Regions from separate parts of the Homo sapiens genome. Here region 1 is linked to region 2. Evidence: chromatin loops called from intact Hi-C (ENCODE). Cell type or tissue: endothelial cell of umbilical vein. All regions are shown on one strand. Each heading gives the region's core, and the rest is flanking DNA. Links, peaks and the distances in the headings are about the cores only.

Evidence for each region. A loop is a pair of places that touch in the nucleus more often than their neighbours do. Peaks named below come from ENCODE experiments on the same cell type or tissue, not always from the same donor. Only the 100,000 strongest peaks of a DNase experiment are listed, where the experiment ranks them.
Region 1: a loop joins it to region 2, with 2.1 times the contacts of the local background. A loop is called at or near these places in 4 of 110 quality-filtered maps.

What each region holds. Positions count from the first base shown.
Region 1 is chr9:121,839,481-121,847,806 of GRCh38, forward strand. All of the region lies in intron 8 of TTLL11 (tubulin tyrosine ligase like 11), which reads right to left. Among named protein-coding and RNA genes, the nearest start is that of DAB2IP, 190 kb to the left of the region's middle. In endothelial cell of umbilical vein, for the core only: no CTCF peak of the experiment used is centred there; a DNase peak (open chromatin) is centred at 4,791; H3K27ac peaks cover 1,140 bases.
Region 2 is chr9:121,695,681-121,704,006 of GRCh38, forward strand. It overlaps DAB2IP (DAB2 interacting protein), which reads left to right. Exons shown (of 16, transcript NM_001395010.1): 3 at 3,645-3,778. Among named protein-coding and RNA genes, the nearest start is that of DAB2IP, 48 kb to the left of the region's middle. RefSeq lists a silencer at 3,787-3,866. In endothelial cell of umbilical vein, for the core only: CTCF peaks have their summits at 4,643 (motif pointing right) and 7,530; DNase peaks (open chromatin) are centred at 3,711, 4,661, 5,281 and 5,471; H3K4me3 peaks cover 2,347 bases; H3K27ac peaks cover 1,502 bases.

The DNA.
Region 1 (8,326 bases), core at 15-8,014, 140 kb after region 2:
TCTGGGGGGCTCAGTGATAGAAAACAGACATAAGGGGCTGGGCCTGTGTCTGGCACATGGAAGACACACTGGAAACATGGCCTTCTTTCTTGATTGTCTTTAAGTCATGAGAGGGGCCAAGCCTGGCAGAATAAAGAGTATTCTCATGGAGGGCTGCGGCTCAGAATTCCCATTCTATCCAAAGATGGGCAAATTGGAAGACGGGCAAATTGGCCCTAACTCAGCCACCAACAGCAACCCTCTTCCCCATCCCCCCGACTGTCCAGCAGTTAACTGGCGGGGCCTTCTAGAATCTCCAGAAGACCTCAGCCTCAGCCTTCTCAGCCTTGGGCAGGGCAGAGCAGTGCCCACTCACCAAGTGGACTGAGCCCTATCCTCAAGGTGAGACCCCTCTGAGGAGCTCTTCAAAGCTGGCCTGCCATTTGGAGCGGTGACAGGAGGCAGATCAGTGTCAAAAATAAGACAGAGCAGTGGGTTTCAACTTGACTCACATTAAGAATGTCACGTTAGAGCACAAATGAGAGAGAAGAGAAATGCTCTTTTATGCGGGAGTTTATTTTTGTCACTTTGTCAGAGAGAAACTGCAGCCTGGAGGGCACTGGAGCTGCATCGAATCACCCAAAACATTAACATGCAAATTGCCTTCTTTACAGAAGGTAATTTTATTAGTGCACGAAAATGTTTCTTTCACTGTATTCATGCCTAGGAGCAGTGCTATCTGGGGGCCAGTTAGGGCAACCGCAAGAGAAGAATTAGGGACAGTCCTGAACTCGGTTAAGATCTATTACCTCCCCAACTTGGGACCACCACGTATCCTCGGATGCATGGAACACAGTGCGCTGCGATGTGACAGCTGGCTACCGATGGATGCACAGGCTGGAGGGGGCAAGTGACTTGTTCAAGATCATACAGCTTCTTTTTTCTTTTCTGAGACAGGGTCTCGCTTTGTCACTCAGGCTGGAGGGAGTATAGTGGCTTGATGTTGGCTCACTGCAACCTCTACCTACCAGGTTCAAGCGATTCTCCTGCCTCAGCCTTCCAGGTAGCTGGGATTATATGCAATTGCCACCATGCTTGGCTACTTTTTGTATTTTTAGTAGAGATGGGGTTTCACCATGTTGCCCAGGTTGGTCTTGAACTCCTGACCTTAAGTGATCTGCCTGCCTCAGCCTCCCAAAGTGCTGGGATTACAGGCATGAGCCACCATGCCCAGCTGATCATACAGTTTCAATGAGGAGGCAGAGTTGAGGCCACGTGGCCTGTGTCCAGACACCAGGTGACCAATAGGGAACCATGAGGTCCTGGAAGTTGTCACTCTGAGAGTAAGGAGCCTAGTGAGACCCCATCTACCTATTTGTTCACTCACTTGCTTGATTATTCAATAAGCTTTCCCTGTGCTAGGCCCTGGGCCCCAAACATGAATCAGGCACTGGCACGAGGCACTTGGCCTCCACTGGGAGCAGGTGGAAAGGGGATAAGACACCTACAAATACTTCTGATCCAGCGAGCTATGACGGCTGGGGAGGTGTGCCTGGAATCAACAGAGCAAGGAGAGAGCATGGCTGTTTGGCAGGGAGGGCAGGGAGAAGGGTCTGGAAGCTTCACAGACAACCGTCTCACCCATGGGCCTTGTGCAGGCAATCAAGGCAGGGAGGGATGTTACAGGAAGGAGACACCATGAGCAGAGGCCCCACGATGGAAGCACGTTGGCTGGCCCCAAGCAGCACAGGACGTGTGGGCGAAGAGTGTGGCGGGAATGGGGGCTGTGGTTGTGGAGGATGGAGATGAGGCTGGCAAGTCTAATCTCAAAGGCTAAAGAGCTCAGATGTACCTGTATCCTGCAGGTAGCAGGCAAACCCTCCAGCGCCCATTCAGAACAGAACCGTGCTCCCCATGAGATTTTGGAAGGGAGGGGCTTCTCCAGGCCCTGTGTTGCCAAAATGACAGAAGGTTCTCTGAGGCTGCGCTTATGTAAGGCTTCCTCCTCCCTTCGCAGATGTGATCAGTGGGGAAGTGTGGGCAGAGACTCCCACCTGCTACCAAGAAGAACGCACTCAGTCATGTAAGGTCTCGTGGAACAGACGAGGTGAGCTCCCTTTCTCTAGAGGCTGCTTGGGGCCTCCCGGGCTGAGGACACATCTTTGCCCTGAGTCACGTGGCAGCTGCATGGTGTGGCTGTGGTGGGGCACGAAGAACTGTTACAGCAGCCCAGGAAGCTGAAGGGGAAAAGCCCAATGATTATTATCGTTGGGCCAGACCATTGTTTGTTGTGGGGGTCTGTCTTGTGCATTTCAGGTTGTCTAGCAGCAGCCGTCGGCTTGACCCACTAGATGCCAGTATAGCAACTCCCTTCCCCCAGTATGACAACTAAAAATGTCTCAAATCGTGGCCAGATGTCCCCCTGGGAGTTAAAATTGTCCCCAGTTGAGAACCACTCGTCTCTCTAGACTTCAGGGAAGACATGGATGCCTGACCACTGGAAGTGTCCCAATTCTTCCAGCGAGATGCAGAGCTCCCCGAGAGCATGTGCCTGCCTTCTTCCACCTCTCAGGGGGCAAAGGACAGGGTATATTTCATCACATATTTGTGGACTATCTCAAAAAGGAATGTGTCTAACTTACTGCTTAAAACATCTGGAAAAAGAGCAGGCTGGGGATGTAGAAAGTCAATGGACAGTCGGTGCTTCTTCCAATACTTTGCTAGGGTCTCAGAGTCCCTCACATGTAAAACAAGGGGGTTGAAAGAGATGATCTTTAGGGCTCCCTCTCCTTTTTTTTAAAAAAAAAAGACACGTGGTCTCTCTCTGTCACCCAGGCTGGAGGACTGGAGTGCAGTGATGTAATCATAGCTCACCGCAGCTTCAAGTTCCTGGGCTCAAGCAATCCTCCTGCCCCAGCATTCTAAGTAACCAGGATTATAGGTGCATGCCACCCTGCCTGGCTAATGTTTTTGTAACTTTGTGTATGTGTGTGTAGAGTCAGGGTCTCGCTATGTTTCCCAGGCTGGTCACAAACTCCTGGGCTCAAGTGATCCTCCTGCCTTGGCCTCCCAAAGTACAGGCATGAGCTACTGTGTGCCTGGCCCCCTTCTACTTTTGAACACTATGATTCCATGTCAGTAAGATGAATAAGGTGAATATGTAGGAAATGTTACCCATGAATTCTGAAGGTGGCTCCTATGGGCCAGATGAGTCTCTGTCTTGGGTAACCTGGGCATTTTTTGATGACAAATAACTGATCAGATGGTTTGTGAGATTCTCTCTGCTCTCTTGGGTTAAATGAGTAAGCCCAGATTTCCCCGGAGAATCTCTGAAAGGTAAACACTTCTGGAATGTTGGTCATTGCTGCAGTTTCTCAAAGACCATTAGAATCTAAAGACAAAGAATTATGGCTCTACCACTCACGAGCTGGGTGACCTTGGACACATTATTTAACCTCTCTGAGCCTTAGCTTTCTTCTCTGTAACCTGGAGTACAGAGCTTAAATCTCAGGATTGTTGGGAGATGTGCGAAATGCTAACAGAGGACTTTTAGTTTCAGCTCTGACGCATAAAGAGCTTAGAAGTCATTGCTCCTGGCTGGGCACAGTGACATATACCTGTAATCCCAGCACTATGGGGGCCGAGGCTGGAGGATCCCTTGAGCGCAGTAGTTCAAGACCAGCCTCAGCAACATAGTGAGACCCCCATCTTTATTTAAAAAAAAAAATGAGAGAAGTAGTCACTCCCATCTTTACAACAATAAAAAAAAGCTGAACAAATTGAAAAATCAATGACTTTTCTAAGATCCATGAGTACTGAGGTCACAGGACAAGCCACCACCCTAAAAACCATTGAGACCTGTGAATATAGAGAATCACAGCTGAGTTCAGCTTACCAGGAGCAGAAGCTTCTGGAGCCAGGAGCTGATAAGAACATTTCACTCGTAATTGATGAGTTGCTAGAGACAGTGTGAGGCTCAACCTTTAACTAGGTTGAGTTAAAAACGCCTGGGGGCCAGTCTTAGGGGGTCTCCCACCTTTTTGTGAGTGGGGCTCCAGGAGCCCCACCAGGTTCTCAAGAAAAAGATTAGAGAAAATCTTCTCATGCTTCAGAAAGGGGTGGGGGAGGTAACCATTTTGGAATATGCCTAGAGCACTCTCCATAACAAAGGCCTGCTAATGCGGGAAACTATTATTTATTTACTTATTTTTTGTTATTATTATTATTATTAGAGACAGGGTCTTGCCCTGTCACCCAGGTTGGAGTGCAGTGGTGCAACCACAGCTCACTGCAGCCTTGACCTCCTGGGCTCAAGCCATCCTCCTACCTCAGCCTCCCAAGTAGCTGGGACTACAGGCGTGTGACATCACACCTGGCTATTTTTAAAATTTTTTGTAGAGACAGGTGTCTCACTGTGCGGCGTAAGCTGATCTCGAACTCCTAAACTCACATGATCTTCCTGCCTCAGCCTTCCAAAGTGCTGGGATTACTTGGTGTAAGCCATCACACCCAGCCAGAAACTACTTTAGTAGAGGCTGATCTGACCTAGGGGAAGGGCAATTAGGTAACTCTAGCTTTTCTAGCCTTTCTAGTTTTCACACATAAAGGGAGAAAAAAGGGGCTAAGAAGCACTTCTGAAAGTCACAGCCCATGGACTCAAGCCCACTAGGAACAGATTTAATCTCAAGATTGTAAAATGTTTCTCTACCCAGCACCTTATCACCACATCAGCAGGGTTCACTCCAGTGCAATAACAGTGGATTCCAATTGAGAGAGATCCAAGAAAAAGATTCCATTTAAGGAGTTTTTAAGGAAATACGAAGGCAATAGGGAGAGAAAAAAAAACAAAACAAAAAAAACAATTGGAGGAAACCGAAGCTTCTGGCACCTATGACTACAGCAAACATTAAACACAGCCCAGCTCCTAGAAAGATAAATATAAAACCTCACACTGAAAGCCTGATTACCTTGGTTCCTATTATCAGGTACTTCATGGCTGGCTTTCAACAAAACATTACAAGACCTGCTAAAAGGCAGGAAAATATACAGTGCAAAGAGACAAAGCAAGCATGAGAAACAAACTCAAGTATGACACAGATGTTGGAATTATCCAATGGAGAATACAAAATAATGATTAATATGTTAAAGTCTCTAATGGAAAAAGTAGGCAACATTCAAGAACAGATGGAAAATGTAAGGAGAAATGGAAACTCTAAGAATCCAAAAGAAATGCTAGAAATAAAAAACATTATAACAGAAATGAAGAAGGCTCTCAATGGGCCCATCAGCAGATTGGATACAGTCAAAGAAAGAATCAGTGAGCTTGAAGATATGTCAATAGGAATGTCCTAAACTGAAACAATGAATTAAAGAAAAAAAATACTGAAAAAAAGGAGACTATCCAGGAACAGTGGGACAATGACAAAAAGTACAAAATATATGTTATGAGAATATCGGAAGGAGAAGAATGAAGGGAGCAGAAGATAGATTTGAAGCCGTAATATTTGAGAATTTTCCAAAATTACAGACAGACACCAAAACCACAGATCTAGAAAGCTCACAGAAAACCGTGCAGGACAAATAACAAAAATCTACACCTAGAGAAAATCATATTTAAACTGTAGAAAACCAGAGACAAAGAGAAAATCTTGAAAGAAGCCAGAGAGGAAAAATAATACCTTACCTATACAGGTAAGGTATATATGCCTTAGGTAAGGTATATATAATGCCTTAAGGACAAGAATTACACCAGCCATCTCACCTAAAACCATGCAAGCAAGAAGAGAGTGGAGTGAAATACTTAAAGTATTAGAAAAAGAAACCCCACCAACCTAGAATTCTGTATGGAGTGAAATTATCCTCCAGAAATGAAGGAGAAATACACTCTCAGACAAACAAAAACTGAAGGGATCTGTTGCCAATAGACTTGCTTTGTAACAAATATTTAAAAACAAATTTCAGAGAACAGAAAAATGATATGGGCCAGAGACTCAGATCTACATAAAGAAAGGAAGAGCATTAGAGAATAAATAATAGAAGATACAATAAAATGTTTTTTCTTAATTTTAATTGATCTAATAGATAATTGTTCAAAGTAATAATAGCAACACTGCATTGGGTGATTATAGCTTGGGGATAAGTGAAATGAATAACAGCAATGTTATAAGGCATGGAAAAGAGAAATCAGAAGTTCTCTGTTATAAAGTACCTGCACTATCTGTTAAAGGGGTATAGTGTTATTTGAAAATGGACTTATTAGCTGGAAACTAATTGTAAACTCTAGGATAATGACTATTTTTAAAAAGGAGTATAATTGCTAAGCTAAAAGAGGAGATAAAGTGGAATTATACAAAATTCTCTATTAAAACCAGAAAAGGCAGAAAAGAGAAGTAAAAACAGAAACAAAGAACAAGTCAGTGAATAGCAAGCTGTTACAAACATTGATAGGTATCAATCCAACTATATCAATAAGTATTTTAAATGTGAATGGTTTAAATAAATTAAAGGACAGAGACTGTTGAGAGGATTAAAAAACGAGACCCAACTGAAACACAGCTTAAAGATAAAAAGAAACACACTTTAAATGTAAAAACAACAAAAAAAAGATAGATAAAAAAGCAAAGGGTTGGAGGAAGATATATCATGATAACCCTAACTAAAAGAAAGTTACAGTAGCTATATTAATTTCAGACAAAGCAGACTGCAGAACAGGGAAAATTATCAGGGATAAAGGTGAGTAATAATGATAAAGGGACAATTCTCCAAGGAGACATAATAATCCTTAACATGTATGCACCTAACAATGGAGTGTCAAAATATGTGAGACAAAACTGATAGAACTACAAAGAAAAATAGATAAATCTACTATTATAGGTGGAGACTTCAACACCCCTCTATCAGTAACTGACAGATCCAGCAGGCAGAAAATTGGTAAGGGTATAGTTGAACATAGCAGCACCATCAATCAACTATGTCTAATTGACATGTATACAATACTTTATCCAACAAGAGTAGAATATACATTCTTCCCAGTTCAAATGAAATATTCACCAAGACAGACTACATTCTAGACCACAAAACACACCTTTTTAACACATTTAAAAGAATAGAGATCATACAAAAAATTCTCTCAGGCCACAATAGAATTAAACTAAAAATCAATAACAGAAAGACGGTTGAGAAGTCCCCAGATATTTGGAGAATAAGTAGCACATGTCTAAACAACATATAGGTCCAAAAAAATCTCAAAAGATATTTAAAAATATTTTAAACTAGGCGAAGATTAAAATATAAATTATTGAAATTTGTGGGATCCAGTGATATTAGTGCTTAGAAGAACAATTTATAGCAATAGATTAGACAAGAAGAAAGATCTAAAATCAATAAGCTTCCATTTTAGGAAACTAGGAAAAAAGTAAATTTAATCCAAAACAAACAGAAAGAAAGAAATAATAAAAATCAGAACACAAGGCCGGGCCCGGTGGCTCACGCCTGTAATCCCAGCACTTTGGGAGGCCGAGGCGGGCGGATCACGAGGTCAAGAGATCAAGGCCATCCTGGCTAACAAGGTGAAACCCCATCTCTACTAAAAATACAAAAAATTAGCCAGGCGTGGTGGCTGGCGCCTATAGTCCCAGCTACTCGGGAGGCTGAGGCAGAAGAATGGCGTGAACCCGGGAGGCGGAGCTTGCCGTGAGGCGAGATCGCACCACTGCACTCCAGCCTGGGAGACTGCGAGACTCCGTCTCAAAAAAAAAAAAAAAAAAAAAATCAGAACACAAATTAATGAATTAAAAATAGGAAGAAAGCAATAGAGAAAATCTATAAAACCAAAAGCTGGTTCTTTGAAAAGCCTTAAGATCAATAAAATTGATAAATCTCTAGCCCAGCTAACCAAAAACAAACAAACAAAAGCAAACAAAAAAAGCAACAACAGAGAAAGAGAAAAGGTTATTAGATTACTAATTAGTAATTACAAATTACTAATATCAGAAATGAAAGAGGGATCATCACTATCACTACTTATCCCATGGATATTAAAAGGAAAATAAAGAAATATTACAAATAAGTCTATGTCTACAAATTTGATTAGATAAAATAGATCCATTCCTTGAAAGAAATAATTTATGAAAACTCACACGAGAATAAACAGATAATCTGAATAGGCCTTTATCTATTAAAGAAATTAGATGAATAATCAATAACTTTTCAAAAAAGAAAGCACCATGCCAGCTAGCTTCATTTGGTGAGTTCTAACAAACGTTTAAGAAGGAAATGATACAAATTCTCTACAATCTCTTTCAGAATACAGAAGCAGAGAAAACACTTCCTAACTCATTCTGTGAGG
Region 2 (8,326 bases), core at 10-8,009:
TAGGCAAGGGAGTGATTATGGGGACCACCTATAATCTTTGCAGATGAGCTAGGCCCGACACATGTCACTACAAACGGAGTGTTTTTAACAGTCCTGTACATGTATATGGGAATTGCACATGGCTTTTGTTGAGCACTTACTGTCGGCTACACTCTGAGCCTAGAGCTTTATCAGTTTTTCGTTTTTGTTTTTGTTTTTTGTTTTTTTGAGATGGAATCTTGTTTTGTTGCCCAGGCCGAAGTGCAGTGGCCAAACTTGGCTCACTGCAGCCTCCACCTCCTGGGTTCATGCAATTCTCCTGCCTCAGCCTCCCGAGTAGCTGGGATTACAGGCTCGTGCCACCACGCCCGGCTAATTTTTGTATTTTTAGTAGAGACGGGGTTTTGCCATCTTGGCCAGGCTGGTCTTGAACTCCTGACCTCAGGTGATCCACCCGCCTCAGCCTCCCAAAGTGCTGGGATTACAGGCGTGAGCCACCATGCCTGGCAACTTTATCCACTTTTATCTGCCAATTTAATCCTCACTGCAGCCCCCCACCCACTTCAGAGAGAGGCAAGGGGCCTTAGCTGTCTTCTCTTGCAGTGAGGGGTCTGTGGAGCTGGGTTTGACTTGGTTCTTAGCCACTGGGCTGTCAGTGGGCTCCACTGCGGTCCCGGAAAGTGGGTATCAAGAACCCTGTTTGACTGAATGATTTGCCCACTGCCCCTCAATTAAAGGTTGTCTTGGGTCTAGAATAAGAGTTTCTGACTTGAAGACCAGTCAGCCCCTCTTCCCAAGTTAGGGGCTGTAGCTGCCTCCAGAAATCAAGTCCCAGGAGCTGCCTCTGAAGGGACAGCAGAAAAGGTTTGCCTCCCTTCATCTGGCGAAGAGGGAGAGGACGCCCTTGGCCCTCCACCCCCATGAAGGAGAGCAACAAGCTGTGTGGCTGGGCAGAGCAGAGCAGAGGACTGGAGTCCACGGTCCTTGATTAACCTTGCTTTGTGATCTTGGGGAAGGGCCTTCCCTACTCTGGTCCCCAGTCACCCTGTAATACAGCCTTTGCATCTGAGTCCCCTTCTGGCAGTGGCTTTCCAAGATGATGAGTATTTGTTAAGTCTGTCATATGCAGGGTCCTGAGCTGAGTTCTCTGGGGGACACAGGTCTCTAGGTGGATGTGTGATGTGATCGGTGGGTGGGTCAACGGGAACACTCTCTGTTCCCTGGAAGAATCTCTTTTCCCATGATCTGAGCTCCCTGACCTCTTGAATATCCATATACTGCTCACTCCATAATGTTCATGGCTATCTTGGCCACTGTGTCTAGCACATAATGGCTCTCATTAAGGTGAAAGAGTGAATATGACAGGGTATTAGGAGTCCCCAAGGTCATTGTCAGTTTGGGTGGGGGAGTTACCATTCTGAGTAGGCTTTAAGGAGGAGGCTGCTTGTCAGAGGAACATTAAGTAGAGTCACAGGGGGTGGAGTGGGGAAGAGGAAGTGGCACATGTGCATCAAACCTCCTAGACGGGAGAAAACTTTTTTGTTTAAACTCAGAAATAGGATAAAGCCATCAATATTGCTCCAGAATGAGCTACATAAATTGTGAAACATGCTTCTTTGTTCTTCATACCTCAAGATTGCAAAAATTGTGAAATTTTCATCAGTGTAGAAAATAAAAACCAAGAAAAGGTACAAGCCCATTGGGATAACTTGCTTGACCACAACCCCTGGGAGAAGAGAACCCATCCAAATTAGCCAGGTGCAGCCCCCTCTCCTATAGCTGGCAAGAGGCAGAGTTTGGGAGAGCTCAGAGCTCACGCAGAGGTGCAGGCCTCTGCCTCCATGCCATGTGTCCTGGAGAGCCTAGTGCTCTCCTGACCTGCCACCGTTTGGGGTCCCTCTGCATTAAGCATTGCCTTGTCTATGGGTCATGCCTCTGGAGAAGGGTCCCTCCTGCAGCCCCTAATACCTAAGAGATATTTGTGGCGGCTGATTAGAATACCCTGATGGATAATTCCAGGCTGCAGAGGTGAGAGGCATTTGGACTCCACTGCCTGGGATGGCCTTCTGGTGAGGTATCATTTCAGCTGGGCCTTGAAGGACACGCAGAATCCCAACAGGTGGCCACAGGGGTATGTCTCCTGTGGATATGAATGGCTGAGGAAGGAGGAAAAGGCAGAAGGAGAAAGATAGGAAAAGGGAAATCTTGAAAGCTCTTGAATTAGCCAGGCCCGGAAGCTGGGTGTCCTTGGGTAAGTCACTTTACCTGTCTGAGCAAGCTTCTTCATTTGCAGCAAATGTTTTTCTGTCATTTTCTGTCTGTGCGGGTGACATGAGATGACTTGTACAGCCCATGTTTGACCTTGTCATGTTGAAGATGGACAGATACAGCCCAGGGCCTGTGCCAAACATCCACTGCTCCTCTTGAACACAGAGAGGGCTGCCAAACTGACCCTTTATTTTGTGATGGATGGAATGTGGTATTTGGATTATGTACATTAACCTCAAATTAAATTAATATCCCACTTGCCACCTGGAATTGAGACTGGGGTGGGTGAGCCCCCAGAACACCCCCCTCTTTAGAGGACTCCCCCTCCTCCAGTTTTCCTCTCCCTCAAGCTGCCTGTAGTTTCCAAGCCCGGCAGGACACAGGCTGTGTCCCCTGGGGCCCCCACATCTATCCCGTCACCTGTAAAGGGAAGATTGGTTTGACCTGTGTGTATTGAACGCCTGTCTCCTCTGTCTCTGCCATTAGACCAGGAGCTCTTGGGATGGGGGAGGTGGGGGATTAAGCTCTGTTTTCAGTCAGTGCAACCTGTTAGGTGGATAAATGGCGTGAATAAGGTTCCCCAAATCTTGAAGCTTTTAATGGGGATACTCAGCAAACCCTTCAGCCCCTCGGGCCCCTCCCTGAGCTGAGCACTAGGGATCCCGTCCCGCAAGGTGGTTGTCCTTGCTGGGGTACATACAACGGTTCCGGGGAGGGGCCCCACCCTGACATCAAGCTACTGCCGCTCTGGGAAGGAAAGTCGCCCGGAATCGGGGTCTAAGTGGCCAGGGCACTGCCAGGCGCAGGCCAGCCGGCGCCTCAGCCGACCACGCGCCCGCTCTCATCGGTACCACCGAGGGCTGGAGAGCAGCGACCTCGCAGCGGAGGAAGGCGCTTTGTCAATCCCCGACGGGGTGGGGGGGCGTGGATTCCTCCAGGTGGGTGTGGGGGGTGTGACCTCGCACGGGGAGGACAAGCTCGGAGGCGGCAGGGAGGTGAGCGGGGCGGCCGGCCCTGGCGGTCCCCGGGGGTCTCCGCCCCTCCGCAGCCCCGCCCCCTCGTCCCGGTACTCCCCCTCGCCCCGGCGCCCGGGGGGCTCGGGCAGCCTCGGCCGCGGTCGGCGCGGCTCGGCTCGGCGTCGCCAAGGCAACAGCGGCTTAGGGGGCGGGGGCGACGTGGCGGGCGGGGTGGGCTGGGCCGCGCTGCGCGGGCCGGGCCGTCGGCGCTCGGTCGGCGGGCGGGCGGCGCGGGCCGCGAGCTGCTGGGGCCGAGCCCGAGCCCGGCCCGCCCTCGGCCGCGCGGCCGCCCAGCAAGGGTGCGGGTCCCGCGCGGGTCCCGGCCCGCCGCCGCCGCGCTAACCCCGCCTCCCCTTCCCCCTCTTGTCCCCCCGTGCGCAGGGCTTCCTCAGCCGCCGCCTCAAGGGCTCCATCAAGCGCACCAAGAGCCAGCCCAAGCTGGACCGCAACCACAGCTTCCGCCACATCCTGCCGGGGTTCCGGAGCGCCGCCGCCGCCGCCGCGGACAATGAGAGGTGAGCCCGCCGCCGCCGCCCGGTCCCCCGCGCCGCCGCCCCGGGCTGCGCCCCTGAGGACGCGGGGACAAAGCGCGAGCCCGGCCCGGGGCGAGCCACACGGCGGTGGGGGGACCCCACGCCGCCCGCCGGGAACTTATGGGGCCACCTCGGCCGGACTAGGGGGCCCGAGGGGAGGACCCTGTGCCTCCCTCCGGGGTTAGGTGAGTAGAAGAGAGGAGAGCAGAGGGTGCCCGCGGCGGCCCGGGCGAGGCCGGGCGCGAAGTCCCCTCGCAGGGAAGTCCTGCCTCGCCTGTCCGAGGTGGGCATTGTTTCCCGGGCCGTGCGGTGCCCGAACCGGGGACGGAAGTGGGGCCTCTGCCGCCAGGACCCATCCCCCTGCCTTGGGAGCCCCTGGGTATCAGATACAAAAGGCATTTTCGGCCGGGTTTGGCCGAGACCGGGCGCTGCCCGTGGTGAGGGGAAGGGTGAACATCTGGAGGGGAGGAGCAGGGGGCTGGGCCACTTAGGGGGCACATCTGCTCTAAGTAGGGCGCGTGCTCCACTGGGGGCTGGCGCTAGCAGAGCGGGCAGTGCCCAGGCCCTGAGCTGGGGGCACAGCCTGAGGCTGGGGAGCCAGGGCCATCTCCTCTCCAGCCTAGGCAGCTGCTTCTCTCCTTCCCTCACCTCTCCACTCTCAGGGGTGTCTCCTGCTTTCTGTTTCCTTCTCCTGGGCCAGCCGGGAGCAGGTGTGGAAATTCCGCGGGGAGGTGGCTGGTGGGGCAGAAGGGGAGAGGGAGGAGGAGGTGGTTCAACCTGCCGGGAGACGCTGGCCAGGGAGCAGGCTTCAGCTCGCAAGGGCAAGCCATCCTGTCCTCCAGGGGGCACTGGGCGGACACAGCCTCTCAGGGCCCAGGTCCTCCTCGAGTGGTGCCAGCCACAGGCACCTTTCCACTTAGGCACAGGCATGGTGATGGATTCCAGTGCCAGTTAGAACATGTCCCTGCCCAGCCTGTGGAGGTGAAAGTACGGGCAGGCACCGAGGAGCCTTTTCAGCATTCAGCCCGAACGTCTCAGACCACTGGCATCTGCCTTCGTAGGGCTGTGTCCGTGTTGGCACTCCCTGTAGGGGAGGCGTAGGTAGCATGAAAATGTCTCTCCCCTCCCCCTTGGTTCTAGCGGGCAGAGGAGTACAAGTTACAGCCCAACTCCTGCCCAAGGTTGAGTGACTGTTTAACTGACCCCTAGCATCTTCCTGGAGAGTAACACTTCCACCTCCCAGTAGAATGGCTAGACGTTTAATTTCCATCGTCCCAGAGCCGCGCTCTCCAGTGCATCCTCACCACTGCCTGCAGCTGGTTTCCTGCCCCAGCTGCCAAGCCCAGCCTGAGGCGGGACCCTCAGCCTTTCTCTGATGGCCCTGGTGCCCCAGGGGACCAGGCGTGCCCTGGCAGGAAGATGCAGCCAGGCCAGAGCTCAGCGCTGGGTGCAGTCACTGCGTCTTTGAAAATCTCGCTTCCCATCTTTGTTATTGTCTGGGCGGCAGGCCACCCGGTTTGCTGCCTTCCTCCCTCCACCGGGCCCCTGCCTTCGGCTGTCTTCCCCAGGAACATGCCCTTCTCCGCGCTTTCCTTGGCGGGGGTCAGGACCCTCTGCACCCGCATGCGGGGGCTTGTGTACGTACCCCGTTTTGTGTGCATGTGGTGGTTGTCCGGGGAGCAGGAGAGACAACAGGCAGTCCGGCTTCTGAGTGTGTCTGCTCTCCCGGGAGCAGGCGGCATGCATGTCATGTTTACCTCCTTACAGCGGGAAGCCTGTACCTAGAAGCCGGCAAGTGCTGGCTGGCCACCCTAGCCAGAGGTCGGGGCATGGCCAAGACGACCTCGTGCGGGTCCTGCCCCACTTGGCCTCAGGTCAGCCTTGCCACATGCTGAAGGGGCGCAGAGTGGGGGTTGGGAGTGAAACTACAAGCCTGTTTCTGGAAACAGTAGGAAACGGTAGCGGTTGGAGCAGAATGTCACTGGCAGCGGTGTGGAATTGTCTTATTAATTTTCTATAAACAAAATATGGCTTGGTGGCCTCTCTGGCACAGGAAGGGAGCCTAGATTTCCCATGGACAGGCAGAAAGACTGGGTTTGAAATCTCTCTACCCAGCCTTGGAGCTGAAATAGGCTTTCCCAGGACTGGGGTCTCCTGATTTGCTGCTTTGCTTAGGAACAGATTCGTCGGCTGCTGCTGGGATGGATGGGCAGAAATTTCTCTGGGGCTGTCCCTGGAGTCATCCTATTTGGAGTTCAGTGAGTAAAAACAACTATGGTGACCCCGCCCGCCCCCCAGCTCATGGCCAAACCTGGATGAGTGGAGCAGTGCCTCTCCCTGCTCTGATGTGGTGTGGTTGTGATGTTGAAGGCTGGGAGGGCAGGATGGGCTGTCTTTGGCTTGGTTTAGCAGCAAGGAAGGGTTGTGTCCTGGCTCCATGGGACCCCCACTGGCTGCCATGCCTCTGGCTGGGGAGAGGGTAAGTGCCAAGACGCTAGCCTCAGTGAGTGGGTGGGACACGAGTGGGAAGGACGGTGGGGGCTTCTAGGGTGTCGAGCGGGAGTCCTGGTCCCCATGGCCTTCCCGTGTAGATGAGCGGCACAGGGCACTCTGGGGCGGCCACTTGAGTTCTGACTTTGGATGAATCTATCTGGTTTATATGGCTGCTGAAGAGGCTTTGTTGAATGCTGTCTGCGTGCTCCGCAAGCTGCTGTGTTGGGGAGGTGGTTTTTTTGCGCTGGAATTCTCTCATCTGGAGGTTGGAAACCAGTTGGTTCTGTGCTGGGATTTTTTTGGCTCCCTGGAAAAGGAGTCGGTTTCAGGGGTGGGGATGCCGAACCTGGCTGGTTGGGATTGAGGGTTGCTATCTGGTTGTGAGGCTGGGGTCAGGCCAGGCAGTGCTTGGTTGGCACAGCTGGGCTCTGGGGGCTGGGGGCTGTAGGACAGGCTTGAGCCTTCGGACTTATTCTTCTGAAACGGCCTCAGGGGAGGTTGCCAGCTGGTCTCCACAGTCTCTGGGTCCCTCAGACACTCATTTCTTCTTCAGAAGCTTTGGCAGTAAGCACCAAGGACAGGTGATCATTTCTCCTGGGTAACAAACACATGCTGCTTGGAGCGCTTTCCAGGTGAAAGGTGTGCCGGCAAAAGCATTTTCATTTTGCACACTGGAAATGCTGCTGCTTCATTTACAGGGCTGTTTTAATGTTGGTAAAAGTGATATAGAGGATGTGGTTCTGTCAGCCCAGAGGATAATTTCCAAGTCATTCATTTATTTATTAATGTTACTGAGGAGCTAGGAGGGTCAGTTGGCAATATTATGCTTTCCTCATTCCTTCTCTCTCCTGATGCTGTTTCTGGGTGACTCTAGCCCTCCACACCTGCTGGGAATATGCTTCCTTTGGCATGCTACCTGTCTAAACTTACCACAGTAGTTACTCTAAAGTGTCTGTACCCCCATCAAGCTCTTCCCAGTCATCCTGGTGCGGAGCTTAGCTCATAAATGCAGGCAGCTCTGGGGCAGGTAGGCAAGGCTGCTATGTGTGGAGTTAGGGATCGATTCCCCCTTCCAGAGTATGTGTGTGCTGGCTGGCGTTCCCACACCTGAAAGTTACTAATGGTGGAATTCCAAGTGATAAGGGACTAGGGAAGGAGATACAGTACTTGGATGTTGGGGATGGCAGCTTCCAGGGACCCTCACCTGGACCTGGGTAGGCAGGAATCAATTCTGCCCCTTGTGGTGAGACAGTCCCTGGAGGAGGGAGAGTGAGGAAGGTTGATGAGGAACAGGGGAAATGGAAGTTAGGGTCTATTTTCCTGCTTTAGTTGCTGACAGTAAGTGCAGGCAGGACTGGGCACCCAAGTCTGGTGTTTCTTGCCCTTGTTCCCTCCCCTACTATAGACAGGGAGGGCCTGGTCCTTTTTTTGGGGACTAGTCTGTCTAGTGTGGTGATGTCAAGATGATAGTGCAGTTTAGACAATTGCCAGGAGTCATGGGATGTATGTGATCTTTGGATTTGAAGCCAAGCATTCCTGGGGCAAGTCACGTAACCTTTTGCAGCCTCAGTTTGCTCATCTGCAGAATGGGCATCATGATAATCATGTTGTTGAAGACATTAACATTAATACATTTAGCACACTTTTCATAGAAATTTTCTGGTTCAGTGCTGTTTTCTTAGCATTTAACACTGGGTCTTGCACATTTCTTAAATGTTTCTAAAATTTAATTAAATAATGTGTGAAAGAGGTTAGATTAATATGTCATAGGTTTTCAGTTAATATTGGTAGGGTTAAGTCACCTCGTCTTGGTAAGCCTCAGTTTTCTCATCCACAGTGTGGGAATAATAAGCAATCATGTGGCCTCATCCTGAGGTTCAAGAGATAATAGATGTTGCTGTGCCTGGTAAGGTGATTCGAGCTTAAGATGGGTCATTATTGCCTTAAACTTAAGAAACAGCCATTATTACCTAGAGCACAGGATGTTTTCCTAGGGATTCCTGCTTACACCTGGGAAAGCAAAGCTCTCATGTGTGT